Regions from separate parts of the Homo sapiens genome. Here all the other regions are linked to region 1. Evidence: chromatin loops called from intact Hi-C (ENCODE). Cell type or tissue: ascending aorta. All regions are shown on one strand. Each heading gives the region's core, and the rest is flanking DNA. Links, peaks and the distances in the headings are about the cores only. Region 1 overlaps UCK2 (uridine-cytidine kinase 2). Region 2 has its middle 36 kb from the start of LMX1A. Region 3 has its middle 20 kb from the start of LRRC52-AS1.

The links. A loop is a pair of places that touch in the nucleus more often than their neighbours do. Peaks named below come from ENCODE experiments on the same cell type or tissue, not always from the same donor. Only the 100,000 strongest peaks of a DNase experiment are listed, where the experiment ranks them.
Region 2: a loop joins it to region 1, with 11 times the contacts of the local background. A loop is called at or near these places in 95 of 110 quality-filtered maps.
Region 3: a loop joins it to region 1, with 12 times the contacts of the local background. A loop is called at or near these places in 101 of 110 quality-filtered maps.

What each region holds. Positions count from the first base shown.
Region 1 is chr1:165,911,257-165,917,897 of GRCh38, reverse strand. It overlaps UCK2 (uridine-cytidine kinase 2), which reads right to left. Exons shown (of 7, transcript NM_012474.5): 7 at 6,280-6,641. Among named protein-coding and RNA genes, the nearest start is that of MIR3658, 6.7 kb to the right of the region's middle. RefSeq lists a silencer at 5,692-5,986. In ascending aorta, for the core only: a CTCF peak has its summit at 3,516 (motif pointing right); a DNase peak (open chromatin) is centred at 3,527; H3K27ac peaks cover 528 bases.
Region 2 is chr1:165,389,867-165,396,507 of GRCh38, reverse strand. No RefSeq gene overlaps it. Among named protein-coding and RNA genes, the nearest start is that of LMX1A, 36 kb to the right of the region's middle. RefSeq lists an enhancer at 3,073-3,282 and a silencer at 3,393-3,442. In ascending aorta, for the core only: a CTCF peak has its summit at 3,442 (motif pointing left); a DNase peak (open chromatin) is centred at 3,377; H3K4me3 peaks cover 366 bases.
Region 3 is chr1:165,598,365-165,605,005 of GRCh38, reverse strand. No RefSeq gene overlaps it. Among named protein-coding and RNA genes, the nearest start is that of LRRC52-AS1, 20 kb to the right of the region's middle. RefSeq lists a silencer at 2,471-2,631. In ascending aorta, for the core only: a CTCF peak has its summit at 3,194 (motif pointing left); a DNase peak (open chromatin) is centred at 3,185; H3K4me3 peaks cover 102 bases; H3K27ac peaks cover 144 bases.

The DNA.
Region 1 (6,641 bases), core at 1,142-6,141:
CTCTGAACCCCAATTTCCCCTTAGGTAAAACAATAGGATTCAACTGCAGCCTTGCCCAGCCCTGACATGATATAATTCTAACTATATTGACCGGTGCTGCCCAGTGACATGGCCACTAGGCATGTGGCCATTGAGCCCCTTGACATGTGGTTAGTCCAAATTGAGATGTGCCATGAATGCAAAATAGACACACCAAAGACTCTGTACAAAAAAAGCATGCAAAAATCTCATGAATAATTTTATATTAATTACATATTAAAATAATATTTTGGATAGTTTATATGAATAAAATATAATGCAAAAATAAATTTCACCTGTTTTGAGTTTTTTGTTTTGTTTTTGTGTGTGTGTGACAGGGTCTCACTCTGTCACCAAGGCAGGAATGCAGTGGTGTGATCACAGCTCCTGCAGTCTCAAACTCTCAAGCTCAAGTGATCGTCCCACATCAGCCACCCAAGTAGGACTCTAGGTACGCACCACGATGCCAGGAGTCTTACTATGTTGCCCAAGCTGGTCTCAAACTCCTGGCCTCAAACCATCCTCCCACCTTGACCTCCCAAAGCACTGATTACAGGCACGAGCCACTGCACCCAGTCCTGCCTTTTACTCTTTTAAAAGTGGTTCCAAGAATGTTTTAAAATTGTTTCTACTGGCCAGAGCCAGTACAATTATCTCACAAGAAGCCTAGCACCACTGACTGAGGCTCAGCTCATTCCACACACAGGGTAAAGAGGAAAATCTTCGGTCTAACTTAGTCTCCAGGTGACTAGGATGATTTGGATCTGGACAGGGGTTCATAACCTGAGGATAAAGCACTGAGCAGAATTCAGGTAATCCATGAACTTGAAAAATGACATCTATCTTTTCACTATCCTCTAACTGAAAGTTAGCAATTGCTTCCATTATGAAGGCAATTTGTAGGCATCATAGAAATATTGGCTGTATTTGTTTGTCAGCAACAGAAATCAGTTATTTTCATAACACATTATTGTTGTTACAGAATTGCAAAATATCACTCAGGTGCATCACTACCACACAATTTTGGTAGATATTAGACCTGCTGCTGGATCTTGTTATTTGACGTGTTACTAAAGCAACACATACCTTACCATATCCCAGATTTGTCTTTATGTTTTGGTAACTGTACTGCAATTTATTTCCTTTGATATTTGTGGGGTGTTATTTCATGTATGTAAAAACATTCTGAGAAGGGGTCCTTCTGTAGCCTGCTAGAGGGGTTCATGGCACTCCCCCACAAAATATATGTATATAAACCCCAACTGACAAAGATGGGGTATTTTCATCAGCCAGGGTACTGGAACACCCTGAATAGAGGCGGACACTAGGCCTAAAGGGGTTCCAGGCACGAGGTAGACTGTCTCACTAAAGATGCCAAGTGTCCCTCAGCTTGTCTGACCCCCTAGGCAGCCCCTTTAGCTGAAGAATCAGAGGACACAATATTAGACCCTTTCGTTTTGATGCCAGGACTTTTTGATTTTCACTATTTTGAAGAAATGGTGAAACACACACCATTAAATTGTAGGATCCCTTTAAAATTACTAAATAATATGTGCAACAGATATCCTTCCTTACGCCATCCCCGAACCAAACTTCCATATCACAACCTCACCCCAAAGTGGGCATCGGGATTGGCAAAGGGCCCAGAAATGGGTGTGTCTCAGCCTGCGAGGCACAGAGCTCCAGGGGTAGGCCAAGCTCTAAAACCCATTTGATGTCTGATCAAAATATCCTGCTTTGGTTTTACTAAACCCTTCTCTGCAACAGCTGAGTTTAGCCTAGGGGCAGGGCTCTAGCAGTGGCTGCTGAGAAGTCTAGTTTAGGTATTCTTTCCCAAGCCAGCCAGCCACTCCCAGATCTCTGGACAACACAGCCTCACCCACAACCCAAGCACCAGGGATAGACTAGAAGCACAAAATCAGCCACCACTCACTGGGCAGCTCTTGTGCCAACACTGTCCTGCCACTCTACCTGTAAAGTCTCATTCAATACTCTAGGCAAAACAAGGAGGTTAGCCCTGGGTTATGGATGTAGACACTGAAGCCAAACAGCTTCCCCAAGACCAGCTATTAAGTGAGGGAGCCAAGTTTTTAATCCAGGTCTGTTTAACTCCAGAGATATTTCCCCAAACAAGCCACCTCCCCACTTGGTTGAGGCCAGCCAACACTGAGGTCCTTGAGGAGAAGGTGGAGTCCCTTTTACAGAACTCAGCGGATATCAACTAACCAAACATAACTTGTAAACAGTGTTCAGTTCTCTGTAAAGCCCTAATCCAATCCACTGCAGACCTACAGCCCAACAATGGGCTCTTGACCTGGTCACTTTGCTTCTGGGTCTATTTCGTCATCTGTGAAGTGAGAAGCCTGGGTTTAAATGGTTTCCAAGCTCAAGGGAGAGGCTAAGGGGAGGCTCCAGACACCCCTTGCCAGTTTCAACCACACAGCTTTGCTTTCCTCTGATTTGCATGTTGAAACTTCAGGTAAGATTTCCTGAAGGGATCCATAGCCAAAACATGTTTGAAGGCCACTGGGCTCGCTAACTTCTAAAAGCACCCCAGTTCTAGCAGACATCCTAAGGAACATTCCCAGGAAAATTCCAGCCTAGAACCTCCTGGGGTCTGACAACCTTAGAGAACAGTGCTGGCTTTGAATGGGCTTGGGGGCAGCCTCGAAACCCTCTTTCCAGTCTCCATGCAGGCAGGGGAGCTCCTTAAGCAACACATAGGACATTTCTGGGAGAAATGGGATCCCCAACACAATGAACACTATAGATTTTAATGGTCTATATGGTTAAATACACAAGGCCCCTCATTTCCAACCCCGCCTGTTCATCTGATTCATCTGTACAGTTTGTTATAAAAGATTCCCTCCCCAACATGGTAAAACCCCATCTCTAGAAAAATAAAAAAATAGTTGGGCATGGTGGTGCACACCTGTAGTCACAGCTACTCAGAAGGTTGAGGTGGGAGGATCGCTTGAGGCCAGGAATCTGAGGTTGCAATGAGCCATGACCATGCCACTGCACTCCAGCCTGGGCAACAGCAAGACCCTATCAAAAAAAAAAAAAAAAAAAAAATTCCCTCCCTGGAATTCTCAGGAATGGATCCCACTAAAGTTTTTAAACAAGCCCACCCACTGATTATGATGGCCATCTTGTGGAACCACTACAACAGATGGTAGCAATAGAGAAATTAAGAGGGTCAGCTTCCATCTCCCCTAGTGAAGACTTTAATAAAAGATTTTCCAAAAGCCAGGTGCTGTGGTGCATGCCTATAGTCCCAGCTACTCAGAAGGCTGAGGCAGGAGGATCCATCCCTTCAGCCCAGGAGTTCAAGACCCACCTGGGGAACAGCAAGACCTGCCCCATCGCTTAAAAAAATTTTTTTTCCAGAAAAAAAAGAGACTTCTAGGGACATTCCAACAACTCTCATAAACCATGGTAGCCAAGCATATGCCAAGTTCAGCAACCAAAACAACCTTCCTGTTGCAATCTGAATCCCACCATTAGATGGCAGGCACACATCAGACAACCTGACTATACAGCCTGTCCTACTTCGCAGCAGTTGCTTTGGGTTTAAATCAAGTTTCCTTCTCAGTAAAACTGGAGCATGACCACATTCCTTATATATTTCGCAGGACTGTTTTAAGGATAAAATGAAAAGTGTAACGAGAGCTGGAAAAGGTGAATATGAACATTACAATGCAAACTGGAAATTTCAGAAACAGAAGAGAAAGCACATGCCATTATAAAGAGAAATCTTGAGAACATCCACAACTACAATTATCTTGGGTGAAAAACTCCTGGGCTTTTCAGCATAGAATTCCACCATCACATGTGAGCTATTTAGGCAGAGGCCATGGTGGCTTTCCCTGGACCAGAACAGTCAGAATTCAGTGAACACTGCATTAAACCCTGCACTGTTTTCATTCTGGGCACCATGTCATAGGCACCATTGGATCTAGTCCATAGGCACCATTGGATCTAGACCAAACACACCCTAATATGAAAAGGCAATGCTAAGCGTGGATTTGACTGTATGAAAAGGGAGTGTGTATAAGGCACAACTTCATATTCTCCTGCCCCTCACCTCCATTCATTTAATTGAGAACATATATCTTGGTTTAGTCCTAACTCACATTTTTTTACTTGGTATTTTGTTATTTTAGTTCATGAAAAAATTATAAGCATATGTGTGTGTGTGTGTGTGTGTGTGTATACACACGCGCACACACACACACACACACACACACAATCCAAAATCTAGCAAGTAGCTTTACTTCATTCTGGGTTTAGGAAGTGATCTGATTACAGTCTGCTTTAAAATAGAAATCTAAAGGCTGGGCGCAGTGGCTCACGCCTGTAATCCCAGCACTTTGGGAGGCCGAGGCAGGTGGATCACGAGGTCAGGAGATTGAGACCATCCTGGCTAACATGGTGAAACCCCGTCTCTACTAAAAATACAAAAAAAAAAAATTAGCCAGGAGTCGTGGTGGGCGCTTGTAGTCCCAGCTACTTGGGAGGCTGAGGCAGGAGAATGGCGTGAGCCTGGGAGACAGAGTTTGCAGTGAGCCGAGATCGCGCCACTGCACTCCAGCCTGGGCAACAAAGCAAGACTCTGTCTCAAAAAAAAAAAAAAAAAGAAAGAAATCTAAACATCCCCCCAGCACCAAATAACAGAAATCCATCTCTGGTTCCATCCTCTCAAAGCACTTTCCCACATCCCAAGTCTCCTTCTCCACCCCTTATTTAAAACCTTTCAGCAGGTCCTAACAAGTTTCTTTTAATCTGCCCCAATTAGGGTTTGATTAAAGCAGCACTAGTCAAACAGGCGTCTCCTCCTAGCTGTGGAGCTGGAGGATGGCTCAGAGGATGTTGTGACACAAGGGTGGGGAGACAAAAATAAAAAATCAACTCTGGGGCATTACTGGCCTGTACCACGGTCCCCTCTAACTACAACAAAGGTGCAGAAACACACTGTGAGAACCAACTGGCATCCCAAGCAAAGCATCAAAGTCCAGAGGTGGTCGGCTTGGGACAGGTGAGACTGCGAGCAGTGCAGAGGGAAACTGAACCACAGCTAAGCACCGGCTTGCACGACCACTGCCTGTGTGACACCAGGCAAGCCACTCACTGTGACACACAATGTCTTCACCTGCCAGAAGTTGACAATGCTTACATTAGCTCTTGCAGGGGCACCTGCGTGTTGTTTAAAATAGCCACCTTTTGAGGGCAGATCCTGTTAAAAACCTGCTAAATTCACAGATGGGGTTGCACCTGTCAGAGTGGAGTGAGTGGCTAGAAAGAAAATGGCTCTGCTCATCAATGACAGTCATTGGGTGCCTGGTAGGCAGTGGTAGAAGAGTTGAATGAGAAGCTAAGAAAGGTGGCAAGCTGATAGGGGATAGGGCACCACAAACAACAGAGAAGCCGTATTTTTTTCCTTTTTTTTTTTGAGACAGTCTTGCTCTGTTGCAGTGGTGTGCAGCGGTGTGATCTCAGCTCACTGCAATTTCTGCCTCCTGCGTTCAAGTGATTCTCGTGCTTCAGCTTCCCGAGTAGCTAGGATTACAGGCATGTGCCACCACACCTAGCTAATTTTTGTTTAGTAGAGATGGGGTTTCACCCTCTTGCCCAGGCTGGTCTCAAACTCCTGGCCTCAAGCAGTCCTCCTGCCCTGGCCTCTCAAAGTGCTGGGATTATAGGCATGAGCCACCACACCCTGACAAAAGCCAATCATCTATCTTTGGTGGGTAGCCTAGGTCTTTGAAAAACAGGGATAGACACACACATACATCCATTCACTGCGTGTGGACAACATGGAACTGTTTGTGTTGTTATAATGTAAACTTTCCTCATCTTCCACCCATCTCCCTCAAAAAAGTTTACTTTAAAAGGGTTTGTTTGAGCAAGGAAGGGGCTGGGTCACCAGCCTAAGGAAGGCAATGGGGCAGAGGCCAGGTAAACTGGATGGAATCAGGGGAACATAGCGCCAGGTTGTCCTAAGAACCAAAGGCTCCCAGAAACCCTGGCCCGGGCTTCCCACTTGACAAGAACTGCAAGTCCACTAACCTGAACCAGTATCTGAGCCCAGGTGAGGCCTGGGGTCTGCCCCACATACACCCCAGGATCATGAGGCTTCGTGACAGCAGGCCCAGTGACATCTACACCACACATGCACAGCATGGCCCTTCCTGAGCCACTTGGGCCACACAGCCAGGATTCGGTCGCTGCTCTGGGCCAAGCATCACACAGAAGGCGAGAGCCTTTTTGTCTGTCTTTATTTACAGCAAAGTACATAATATGTGGTCACTTTGTAACCACTAACAATAAAGGTAGGGTGGTAAAAAGAAAAGGGAGAGGAGCAAGCATCTTAAAAGGGGGGAAAAAAAAGCCTAAGTCTGTATTTAGCTACTCACCCTGCTCCTGAGGCAGGACTGGGTAGGCACTCCCTGCCTCTAAGACCACAGCCAAGCTGACCTGGAATGCCAGTCCCCGGTATGAGGAAGGCAGCAGAACGCCCAGAGACAAAAGATTAAAGGGGACTGAGCTCTGGATGCATCCACTTATGCTTTGCCAGACAGTTCCCTTCCTTGTTTTGTTTGAATGCTTCCCCCACCCCGCCC
Region 2 (6,641 bases), core at 842-5,841, 520 kb after region 1:
GCCTGAGCTACCGTGAGCATCGAGATGGATGTCTCTTCTTGATAGAGACCTCTGAGGACAGGGGCCCATTGTGAGGGTGTAAGTGGGGAAGGAAAGGGAGAGCACTGTATCCCACCGCTCCCCTCCCTGTACTTCGTTTGTCCAGGATATGGCATTTTCTGTGGGCCAAGTGAATTCCCTGGAAAAAAGTTGTGTTTAGAATATCCCGAAGGTACCAAACCAACAGAGTGGCCTCTCAAGGCAAGGGGACTCCCGCAGTAGGAGGCTGTGGGTTGAACTGCTGTGGGCAGGAACTAAGGGGTCAAGCAGAGCATTCGCTGCCCATACCTATTAGCTCGCAGCACAGAGTTCCCCATGGGGCCTCCTGAAAGCTCACCATGTGCACTAAGAAGACCCACCTGTTGATACTTGCCACATGGAAGGCATCAACAGCACCACGTACTTAAGAGCACTTCTCTCTCTTCTCATCCTTTCTCCAGGGCCCAATTCCCTGGTAGAGAGTGAAGGAAGACCCAAAAAAGGAAGGAGGGGGAAGAAGGTAGAGGCAGAGAGAAAGAATTGACCACTAAGTTTGGTTAAGACCAGACTTTATAACTACTGAAATGAGATATTCTGGGCTTTGCCTGAAGTACTGTTAATAGGCAAGGAGTGGGAACAGCAGAGAGTTGGTTTGAAGACTGGCTGGAAAAGCATAAAGCTTTTCTGTTTGCATTTCATTGACTGTAGAGGCTTTGCAATACCAGCTGCACTTGTAAAAACCCAGGCCCCAGGCATGCACCAGCTTGACTTTGCCTTCTTTGGTTACCAGTCTCTCAGACTTAGCAACATCATTTTCACTTCTGCCTCTGGAATAGCCTACATGGCTTGTCTGAGTCCATCTGCCCAAAGCATCAGCTGTTATGATTTAGTTCTGCCTCTGAGATAAGCCCCAGCTTTTTATCAGGGCAATTAAGGCTGTCCATGGCTAGGCCCCAAAGAAAAAGTTCCCAGCTCTCTCCTTCTGTACATCACACACACCTCCAGCTGATTTAGCTATTTCTCAAATGACCTGCTGTCTACGTCTTTGCTCAGACATTCCTCTCTGCCTGGCATGACTCCTTCACCAGCTGTAGCTACCTGAGTCCTACTCATCCTTTAAGACCAGTTCAAAGGCCACATCTCTGTGAAGCTCCTCCTGATCTCTCCATCTTTGTAACATTATCATTATTCTGTGTCTCCACTGGGAACCCATTCAGCACTGCACGTTGCATTATTGACTCGTTGTATACGCTATCAACTTTACTTGTAAACTCCTTGAGAGCAGGAGATCATGTCTGATTCAACTGCATATCCACAACATCTTTGAATGGAGTGCCCAGCCCAAAGTTGGCATTCAACACATGTTAGTGCAATTGGCACCTCTGGTTTCATTCCCAGTACACGGCAGCCCACTGAAAGTGGTGTGTTCCCATAGCAAGCCCAGGAGCCTCCCCACTGGAGCCCTGAGCCAGAAAACCTGTCCTGGGTAGGATGTTAAGATAAGGTATGAGGTCTCCATTGACTGCCAAGTTACCCTTCATGGGCACAGTGGGCAATGGCCCAAGAACTTGAGGCATGTTCTTTGCGTTCAGGGAACTTACAATGGAAAAAAGCAGAAAGCACAAGGATCAAGGTATCCTAAGCAACAATACACCTACAGCACTTTGAAGTTCACAAAGCACACACGAAGATCTGTGGTGGTAATCTGGCCTTGGAGAAGAAGGCAGGGGAGCTGTTGAGGACTCCATGTTAAAGATGAGAAACTGAGACTCTAGAGATTCAATGACTTGTCTTGGGACACACATGGTGGTAGCATGAGGAACTCAACTACTCTCACGGCAGATGCAGAGCCAGTGCCACTCAACTCCAAGACCTCTGGGCCTATATCCTCAGTGATTTTTTTTTTTTTGAGATGGAGTCTTACTGTGTAGCCCAGGCTGGAGTGCAGTGGCACGATCTCAGCTCACTGCTACCTCCACCTCCTGGGTTCAAGCAATTTTCCTGCCTCAGTCTCCTAAGTAGCTGGGATTACAGGTGTGTGCCACCATGCCCGCTAATTTTTGTATTTTCAGTAAAGATGGGGTTTCACTGGGCAGGGGAGCTGTTGAGGTCTCCATGTTAAAGATGAGAAACTGAGACTCTAGAGATTCAATGGCTTGTCTTGGGACACACACGGTGGTAGCCTGGGGAACTCAGCTACTCTCATGGCAGATGCAGAGCCAGTGCCACTCAACTTCAAGACCTTTGGGCCTATATCCTTGTGAACTTTTTTTTTTTTTTTTTTTTGAGATGGAGTCTCAGCCGAGGTTGGAGTGCAATGGTGCAATCTCGGCTCACTGCTACCTCCGTCTCCTGGGTTCAAGCAATTCTCCTGCCTCAGCCTCCCGAGTAGCTGGGATTACAGGTGTGTGCCACCATGCCCGGCCCTCAGTGAACTTTTTATATTCTGTGCCCATGAAATATTTGTAGGTTGAGGGATTGGTATATATGAAGAACAAACATAAAATAATAAGGGATGGTGTTTTTTAATAAATGTGGAACTTGGATAAACAAACCAACATTTAGCTAACATCTCCTTCAGGAGTTTTACTACAGTGATATTTTCCTTGGATAGTTCCCTTTTACATTTGTCTTCAGAGCTGGTTTAAGGCCACCTAAGATACATGATCTCATGATTCTATAGTAAAGACTTATTAAATAACAACAACTATAACATATCTCCTGGTCCAGGTTCATGTAACATGCCCATCAATCCGGAACCCAGCATACACCAGGGCCCAGGCTGGCACATTCATATTCTCAGCTTTATTTCCTACATTGCTCAAGAGATTTGGAGCTGAATGGCATTTGATCATTTTTAAAAACCAAATCTACCCTCTATGAATGAAAATTTGCCACCACTTCTGTAACTCAAAAAAACTGACTCAGGCTCTGGAAGAACTGGGTCTTGGAGCCAAACGATCTCAAGGCTTCAGGCAATAAATCAACAATGCCTTTCCACTAGGAGAAAGCTTGGGGCGGCAGCTACACGATTAATTAAGGAGTTACTGGGAGGGGCTAAGTGCGGAGTGGAATGGAAGGCACAAACCCCTTTTCTCCGAAGGCAGGCAGGGAAGGCAGATTTGAATAAGAGGTTTGTTAGTTTATGAAGAGAACTGGAGACCCAAACTCTTTCCCAGCCAGGAAGAGCAGCTTTCACCCTCCTCTACAGAAAACTCCATGGAAATGTCTCCCGTGACAGTGCTGGCGCACACAACCATCTCTGACCACAGACCACAGACCACAGACCACAGAGGAACTGGCCCCGCCCAGCCTCCCCAGGGGAGGCATCTTGGGTTGTGCAGCTGCGAGGGACTCTTGCAACCTGCCCCTCCCGGCTGCACACTTTGTGCGGGAAGATTGTTAGGCATGGGCGCCCTCTGCTGTCCGCTCAGGGGCATCACATCCCGGAGAAAGCCGCTTCCAGGAGGACTGAGAGGGAAGGGACTTTAAAAATTGAAAACAAAAAGAGTAGTTTGAGAAATGAACTTCAAATAGACTCAGAGGAAAGGGTGCCCTTAGCCAGATACTCACTCAATGGAGTGTTTACTTCAGACTCGGGAAATGGGCTTAGAAGAGGAATCTCAAGGGGGAATGGTTGGAGCATCCCATAGAGAATGCATGAAAAGGAGTCAGGTTCAGGCTGGGAAAGAACAACCTCCTCCTCACCTGTCAGCCACCCCACTAGCTAAAGGGGACACAGGTATGTAACTGCCAATTCACCGGCATCACATACAAAGCCGAAGGCTAATGCCACATCAGGACTGGTTCTTCAAAGCGGGTGACCACTCTGTACAACAATATTGTTCCCACAGCAACATGACAGTCAGACCTCTTTCCCACAGGTAGAATTTGAGATATTTGAGAATGGCTAAATGCGAGCTTTTAATGGGGAGATGTTTTAGGGAAATTTTCTGTTGTTCTTTTCCTGGTTGTCATGCAGAGTACAAAAGTGCCAGATCAGCCCTTCCCAAATTTGCAGAGCCAGATGTGGGTGTTCACAGCAAGCTGAAGTTGCAATGCCCTTAGGAGGAGCAATGCTGATGGCAGGTGGCCCAGTGGAAGGAGCAGGGGACAGGGAGTTAGAGGGCAGGTGAGTTGTCTGACCTAGGCATGTCTCTAAACCTCTCAGGCCTTCAGCTTTCTCTTCCGTAAAATCAAAGATTCTAACCAGATAATCTCTAAAGTTCCTTCTACCTCATCAAATCAATAATGTCTTTTAGAGATAGATTGACATTCTACTTCATTACCTTACATGAAAGCAGGAGCTCACCCTAAGCTCTGGGCACTGGTTTCAGAGAGAACGCTGAAAAAGTCCTATTCCTTAGAAAGCCCAGGATCTGAAGGATAAAACACACAGATTAAAAAATTATTAAATAATTATGAGTTGAACACCTGCTATGGGTTTAGTGTGCTGTTAAAGGATAGATTTATAAGCCTGGGCAAGATAGCAATACCCCATCTCTACAAAAAATACAAAAAACAAAATTAGCCAGGTATGGTGGTGCACACCTGTATTCTCAGCTACTCGGGAGGTTGAGGTGAGAGGATCTCTTGAGCCCAGGAGGTCAAGGCTGCAGTGAGCCGTGATTGCTCCATTGCACTCCATTCTGGGTGACAGAGTGAGACCCTGTTTCAAAAAATATATATATATAGATTTATAAAGATGGTTTCTAATCCCAGGTGAGCAGAATTGAGTTTATCTATCTCAGTTGATGGCAAAACAGACCATCCAATTTACCTCTTTTGTTTATTCTTCTCCTGTCATCTGCTATCTCAGATCCAAATCTTCCCCAAAGATTCCAAGTTCCTATTTTTTTTCTAGTGGGTCCTTGAAAATCCACCTTCCAAAGGTTTATTTCTATACATGACATCCATGGAAATTATATGGTATTATTTTGTTGTTTTAAAACTGTATACGAATGACTTTTTTGGTATCAGTTTCATTTTATCCATTCTTCTTTGTTTCTCTCATTACTGTGCTTTGCCATCCATCAGCGATGCTCTGTGTAACTCTGGCCAGTTCCTTTTAATTGCTGCACAGTGTTTCAGTAAACACGTAGATGGCTGACAGCTCTTTACCATGACAGGCATTCTTGCATACGTCTCCTTGCTTACCTGTATGGGAGTGTCTCTGGGGTGTATACCCAGGAGTAGGAATTGCCTAATTGCAGAGTATCCACATACCCAGTTTCACTGTACTTTCCTACTGTTTTCCAAACATTTGCACCTATATATATATATAGTATATACTCCCACCAGTGCATAAGGGTCTCATTTCCACACATCCTTCTTAGCATTTGTTATAGTTCAAATTTCTAATTTTGTCAGTGTGCTTCATACAAAGTCTTTCTCTGATTTGTCTTTCTCTTATTACTAGAAAGGTTGGGATCTTCTCTTTCCTTATTAGCCATTCAGATTTCTTATGTGTGTTCTATTGCTTATCTTAAAAGAATTACAATTTAGGCCTGGCCTAGAAGGGGCAAGTGCTTACTATATATTGCAATGGACTGAATGTTTATGTCCCTCCTCCCCATTTCAAATGTTGAAATCTTAACCCCTAAGGCAATGGGTGAGGTGGGGCTTTTGATAGGTGATCATGGGGGCAGAGAATGGGATTAGTGCCCTTATAAAAGAGACTCAAGAGAGATCCCTTGGTCCTTCCACCACATGAGGACACAATCAGAAGTTGGCCATCTATGAGCCAGGAAGTGGGCCCTTATCAGAAACCAGACTTGCTAGTCCTTTGATCTTGGACTTCCCAGTCTCCAGAACTATGAGAAATTTCTGCTGTTTTATAACAGAAATGTTACAAGTAGTTTCTCCCAATCTAATACCATCTGTTCACTCCAGCAGAATCTTTAATTTTGGTGTGGTCAAATCCATCCGTTTCTCACTTTATGGTTTGCAATTTTGGGGTCTTGTTGGAGGAATCTCCTTCGTCCAAAGGTCCCAGAATCATTTTCTCATTAACCTAACAACAGACTCAAGGAGCCAGGTGGGGATCAAAGTATTTGCTTTGTAAGAGACCGATCTTGAATGGAGAACATGACAGGCTTTTCTACCCTCTTCCCTTCCTGAATTACAGATGTCCAAGTCCACAGTGCAGGGCTGACCTGACTTACCTATGCTTTCCCAGGTGGAGAAGCTGAAGAATGGGGACCTTCTGTGGTGAGAGTGCCCCTGTTCAGGGATTCATCCCATGGGTCCTGGAAGCATGTGGCTCACTGAACTTCAACACATGCAGGTCCAGGCAACAGGTCAAGATTTTACCCCTCCACCTTGCCCAAGGCAGAAACATGGCTGAACAAATGGCTGCTTTTCTTAATCTCACCAATCTGACTAGTTACCTCTCTCCTATGAAGAGGAGCAAGTGACAGTGCGGACAGGGAAGCCAAAGGATTTCATCAAGGACTTTTATGTCCAGTAGAAAAGCAGGAGCCCTTCATCTTTGGGCTAAAATGAGTATGTGAGATTAGGAAGAGTAGAAAGTTCCTTTCTCTAGCTAATCTTAGTATCTTTATATTACAATTGAAGAGGAGTCTCAGAGAGGCCGAGTCACTTGCCCATGGTCCCACAACAAG
Region 3 (6,641 bases), core at 1,065-6,064, 310 kb after region 1:
GAATTAAGTATGGGCAACAGCAAGTAAGGATCCCAGGCACCAAAGCTCACACAGTTTCAATTCTGAGTGTCCTTCTGCCTCCATCAGCAAATTTCTTCCAGGAAGGATCCAATCTTAATAAGTTCCAAGCCAGCAAGTAGACACAGGGAAGCAGATACAATCTGGTTGGAGGCAATAGGAAAGGGCAGAAATATGAGACATGTCTTAATAACTCTCCCTATATTAGTTTTCTGGAATTACATAGCAAAGTACACCAGCTGGGTGGCTTAAACAACAGAAATTAATTTTCTCATAATTCTGGAGGCTGAAGTCTGAGATTAAGGTGTTGGCAGGGTTGGTTTCTTTGAAGACCGCTTTTTTTTTGGCTTGTAGATGGCCATTCTCTTCTGGTATCTTTACATGATCTACCTTTGGTATATCTGTGTCCTAATCTCTTCTCCTTAAAAGACACCAGTCATATTGGATTAGGGCCCATCCATATGACCTCATTTTACCTTAACTATCTTTTAAAGGCCCTCATTCCAAATACAATCACATTCTGAGGTTAGGACTTCAGCACATGAATTTTGTGGAGACACAATTCATTCCATAATACTCCCCCAATATAGAGAACCCATGTTCCTAACATTAAGTCCTGAAAAAACAACAGAGGTATCAATCCTGAGAGAGAGTTTCCAGGCTCTGGAGTCCTTAACTTGAGTCATGGGCTTTGTTTTTTAAACCTGTCTCTCTGTTTAAGGCCAGTACTAGAGGGCTAATAGGTTAAAGTCACAAAATGATTCTATTCCTTCATAGCTGTTATGATATCCCATAGCTAGTCTAGAGACCAAACTCCATCTAGGAAGTTCCTAGGACTGAGGGATGTTGTTGAGGTTGATTATTGGGAGATGAAGAAAATAACTGCAGTGAATTTCCAAAGATTATGCAGTGTCTCTTCCAGATTCGGAGTGACCAGGCACAGGCATCAGGGTTTGCAGAAAGAGCTGACTCAAGTAATCATTAACTTCTACCCAGAGCATCCTGGACACTGACATTTGCAGTGTCTCCGGGCTCTAAGAGGAGGTAATAGGGGCACTGGAAGGAAGCCACTCCTGAGGGAAGGATCACAGGGTAGTCTTTCTGCTGGGACCCTGTGCTTTGGGAAGTTGCTGAGCCCTTCCCACTCTAAACTAGCCATGTCTTTGGCTGAGGCCACTCCCTATTATTATTTTTTTAAAGACAGAGTCTCCCTCTGTCACCCAGGCTGAAGTGAAGTGGCGTGATCTCGGTTCACTGCAACCTCTGCCTCTTGGGTTCACGTGATTCTCATGCCTCAGCCTCCCAAGTAGCTGGGAATACAGGTGCATATCACCACACCCAGCTAATTTTTTGTATTTTTAATAGAGATAGGGTTTCATCATGTTGGCCAGGCTGGTCTCGAACTCCAGATCTCAAGTGATCAGCCCGCCTTGGCCTCCCACAGTTTTGGGATTACAGGCATGAGCCACCATGCCCAGCCCACTCCCTGTTTATATGTAGTCTTTGATTGAGGGACAGGAAACTGTTCTGCCTCTTCAAAAGGTCTGGAGAGGAAGGAGTTGTAGAGAATGCTCACAGAAGTGTAAAGCAATCCTATTTTAGTTCTTGATAGCCCCTGTTCCCCTAAAATCAGGAGATACTTTATTATTCACTTGCTGCCAGACTTCCATTAATTTATGAGAGTCATCATTGTAATAAGGTATAGAACATAGAATATTAACATTGGAAAAGACTTAAAGATCTAGTCCAGTCCCTCCTCCCCCTACTATTTTTGAGACAGGGTCTCACTCTGTTGCCCAGGCTGGAGTGCAATGGCATGATCTTGGCTCACTGCAGCCTGAACTTCCTGGGCTCAGGCAATCCTCCTGCTTCGGCCTCCCGAGTAGCTGGAACCATAGGCACAGGTGCATGTCACCACATCCAGCTAATTTTTTGATTTTTTTTTTTTGTAGAGTTGGGGTCTCACTTTCTTGCCCAGGCTGATCCCCAACTCCTAGGCTCAATCTATCCTCCAGCCTTGGCCTCCCAAAGCGCTGGAATTATAGGTGTGAGCCACAACACCTGGCCCAGTCCCCTTCATTTTGCATATGAGGGAAAAAGAGGAAACCAACATTTATTGAAGTAGATATTTTACATGTTACAAATCCTACAAGATGGATATTACCCTCATTTTATGGACAAAAGGATGCCACTCATAGAATTAATTAACTGGCCTAAACATACAAGCTATGTGCTAGGGGTGGGATTAAAATCCAGGTCAGTCTACTGACTCCTAGGCCACTTGTCTTTGGGTAATAATTCCTTAACAAACATCCAGTCAGGCACTGCTTTCTCAATTTTAATGCCCTAATCTATTTCCTCTATAGAAGATCATATCATCTAAAAAACTCAAACTGACTACTCAGGAAACTCTTGAAGATTACATAAAGTCAATCAACAGCCTTCTGTTACTCAGCCCTGTTGGACCCCAACGTGACTGGTGAAATGGCCAAACCAGTGGACTCTGCTGCATGCCTCACTTAGATTCCACTGAATGTGTGACTTGGAGATGCAGTGGAGGAGCTCACTTTTCTATTTTATTTATTTATTTAGTTTTTTTTTTTTGAGACAGAGTCTCACTCTGTTGCCCAGGCTGGAGTGCAGTGGTGTGATCTTGGCTCACTGCAACCTCCGCCTCCTGGGTTCAAGCGATTCTCCTGCCTCAGCCTCCCAAGTAGCTGGGATTATAGGTGCCTGCCACCATGCCTGGCTAATTTTTGTGTTTTTAGTAGAGGCGAAGTTTCACCATGTTGGCCAGGATGGTCTCAATCTCTTGACCTCGTGATCTGCTGGCCTCAGCCTCCCAAAGTGCTGGGATTACAGGCATGAGCCACCGTGCCCTGCCGAGCTCACTTTTCTGAAGGAGGAATTGCCGAGTACAGGACCAACAAGCAGGGTCACCTGCGAGTAAAGGGAATCCATGCTGAAACAATGAGAATTGAGACCTATTGAAAGAAAAGAGGAACTAGGGAAAGAGGACCACTGACTACGGAATGTGGGAGAAGAAAGGCACGAGGGTGTTTGCAAAGACAGCTTTTAAGGGTGCTAAGTTGTAAGAGGGCAGGGCAGCAGAGACAGAGCCCTTATGCAAAATGGAGTCACTTGGGAGGAAGGGAGTGCTCTGTGGCTGTTGTCCTATGCCACCTTGTGGCCACTTATCACTTCTCATCAAATGTTCCACCTTCTCTTATTCACTTTATATTTCTAATTACTCCTATATCCTGGAAAGTCAGCGTCACTTGAGTTTCACCCACAGCAATGCTTAATTTCAGTGGTGGATCTCAGGACACTGATTTCTTTGGACTCTCCTTGGTAGTGTGGAAGGAATTGATTGTGGAATACTGAAAGTTACGAGAGAAAGAGGTGGAAAGCAGTCAAGGTTCTCATATATTTCTTTTTCCACTGTGCTGCTAACATACTCATAGAGAAGCTATTGTAGAGAATTTCCACTATCAATGGATGACAATTCATACTGACCCTTGTATTAAAGTAGAAATGAAAATGGATTATGATGCTTTTACTGAATTCTAAGCAAAAGCTTGTTTGCTTAATTAATGTCCTGGACACCAAGTAGAGCCTATAACAATAAAAGAACAAGTAACTATGAGAAAGAATGCCCCACTGTCTTTGCTCAAAGAATGGTTGTATCAGAGACACTCCTGTGGTGGCAAGCTGCTGTGGGTTTGGGATTATGGCTCTAGAATAATAATAGTTAATACCTATTTAGCACTTCCAAATGCCAGATGCTATTCCAAGCACTTTATATAATCAACCTATTCAATTGTCACAACAACCCTGTGAAGTTGGTGCCATTAGTATCCCCCTTTTACGGACAAGGAAGCTGAGGTTGAGTAACTTGTCTAGGGTCACCACATAGTAATCACCACAGTGGAAATCAGAACCCAGGAGTTTGTGCCAGCAACCACTAGAGTGTTCTGTCTTCCTTATACCCATGTTCTATTTACAACATCGAGTTCACATACGTCTGAACTCTGGCCCTTCCTCTGTGTATCCTACTATTTCTAGAGTTGTCTGCCCTACAGTGTCACTTCTCCTGACTAGGAGCTTTTGAGAAAAGGCTTTCACTTCAGCTTTTTCCACTCATCTTTGTTCTCCTCTCACCGCCTCTTTTCCAAACACTCAAACTATACTGATTCAGCAATGAATAAGAATGTCCAGGATATTGTGATAGTTTAAAAAATGATGGAAGAGTAGGAGTTAGGGAAGGTGAACCCTATTTGAGCCTTTCCTCCCCAAGGTTTAGCATGCAGAGAGCCATTTAGATGGCTACAAGGTAACATCAGAGAACAACATACACCAATCTGCCAACATCGTGGGGAGTGATACTGAGCTCTTAAGGCCAGTGGATCTGAGGTCCAGACGTTAACAATCTTCCTTGTCCCCTTAAATGGCTTGAAAGCCTGAAATATAATTCACCTAAATTCTAGCAGCTAGAGTGACTTGAAACATCAGTAAGGTAGACCAGCTATATGAAAAGAGGAAAGGAAGAGTCAGGAAACAGCAGAAGCCAAAAAACTTTCTATTTGAGTTGTTAGAAAATTAAAGAGAGTCGGCCGGTCGCGGTGGCTCACGCCTGTAATCCCAGCACTTTGAGAGGCCGAGGCGGGCGGATCATGAGGTCTGGAGATCGAGACCATCCTGGCTAACACGGTGAAACCCCGTCTCTACTAAAAATACAAAAAGTTAGCCGGGCGTGGTGGCGGGCGCCTGTAGTCCCAGCTACTCGGGAGGGCGAGGCAGGAGAATGGCGTGAACCTGGGAGGCGGAGCTTGCAGTGAGCCGAGATTGCGCCACTGCATTCCAGCCTGGGCGACCAGCGAGACTCCGTCTCAAAAAAAAAAAAAAAAAAAGAAAAAGAAAATTAAAGAGAGTCAGCCTGCTGTTTCTAGTACCCCTTTCTCTGTTATACCATTTCAGAGCTCTACGGAGAACAAGACGCTAGACTCCTAATGAAGATAGATTCCAGCTAAGATTCAAAAATAAAACAAGAAAAACTCCCGAGGGACCTATGGGGAACTGACTGGGCAGAGCTGCTCAAAGATGTGAAAATTATAGTAACACTGGTTTTATAAGTCAGAGCCCAGATCATCAAAGCACAACGTAACATGGGTATATCTCCATAATGGAAAAGGAAGACCTTTCCTTTTATTAATAATGTTCCTGGAAAAGCAACTCTATATATAGGGAACTCAGAATTACAGCACCCTTTGTGTAGTCAGAAACAAGCTTGGAAGTGAAGTAAAAACAGTATAATAATGTGAGCAATGGGAAGCGACTTCAGCAGAATGGAGGCAAAGCCATTGTGAGAATAGGAGAGATTCAGCCAGGCACCTTCAAAAGAGAAGGGAAGGGGGTGACACAATGATTTGAAAAGTACAAAGATGTAATGTATGTAGGGCTTTAAAAATTAACATTGTTTTTCCTTTCAGAAAATAGACAAGGTCTGCACAGCTAAGAACAATTCCATGTTTTATGTGCATTTGATGAAAAAACAACTGAAGTAAATCTAAAATAATTCTGACGAAGAACTGACCACAGTCTATGACTCCTGAAGGTTTCTGAAGAATGTAGCATACATGCTCTGAGTGTTGATTGGATGCAGATTCTTTGCTGGTCATTCAGGCTTCCTTCTATCCTTTCTCTCCTGGGCCTATGAGTTAAATCAGCCATAAGACTGACAAACACGCAGCTTGGATTTTCAGGGACAGGACTAATTTAAACCAGCCACTTTCTCCACAAGTTCAATAGCTTTTTTTTCCATCTTGTATCCTGATAATGGACCAGAAAATACAGTCCTTTTATCCATGAAACAAAAGCTTGCAGAATTTTCATTTCCTTCTATTTTCACCTCCATTGGTTCAGCTGTTGTCTTTCTTCTTTCAAACTTTTCAATTATTTCTTTTTTCTTTCCTCTCTGTTATCTTTCATTATTCTCGTATTTTCCCCCTGAAACTCTAGTCCTTGCTAGGTCTCACTAGTGTGCAGAATGGGATTGGCAGAATACCAATCACCTCACCTCACCTTCCCTCCTCCCCTCTTCTCCTCTCCCTTGATTTCCCCTCCCCTCCCACTCCCTCCTTTCTTTCCTTCCTTCTGACGGTATTCTCTTCCCCAGAAGCAGCATTTTCTTCTTCCACTCAGAACCTTACTTCACCAACATGCCCACGCCTTCCCTGAACCTACAAAATTAGTGAGTTTCTCATGAGACCTGCTGCAACTGTCCCCACCCAGGGCTGTCATTACTATTATTGGGTTGTTTTGTTTTTCGATCTCAGGAGCAAACTCTGGAGTCGAGATCCAGTCACCTCCTTCAGCACACGACGGCAGGGTACCCGCAGGGTGTGATCTCAGACACGCAGGGGAGGGCTCCGTGGGCCCCTCGCATATCCCAGCACTCTCACTTCCTGGGATTTCTCTGAAACCATCCTTTTGGCCCCACAGGAACACTCGACTTAAAAGTCTCGGCTCCTCCCTTAACTGGAAAATTGAGCTTTAGTCACTAACATCCATTTCACACGCCAGGGGAAATACAGCCCCCTTCTCCGTCCTGTTTCTGCACCCTA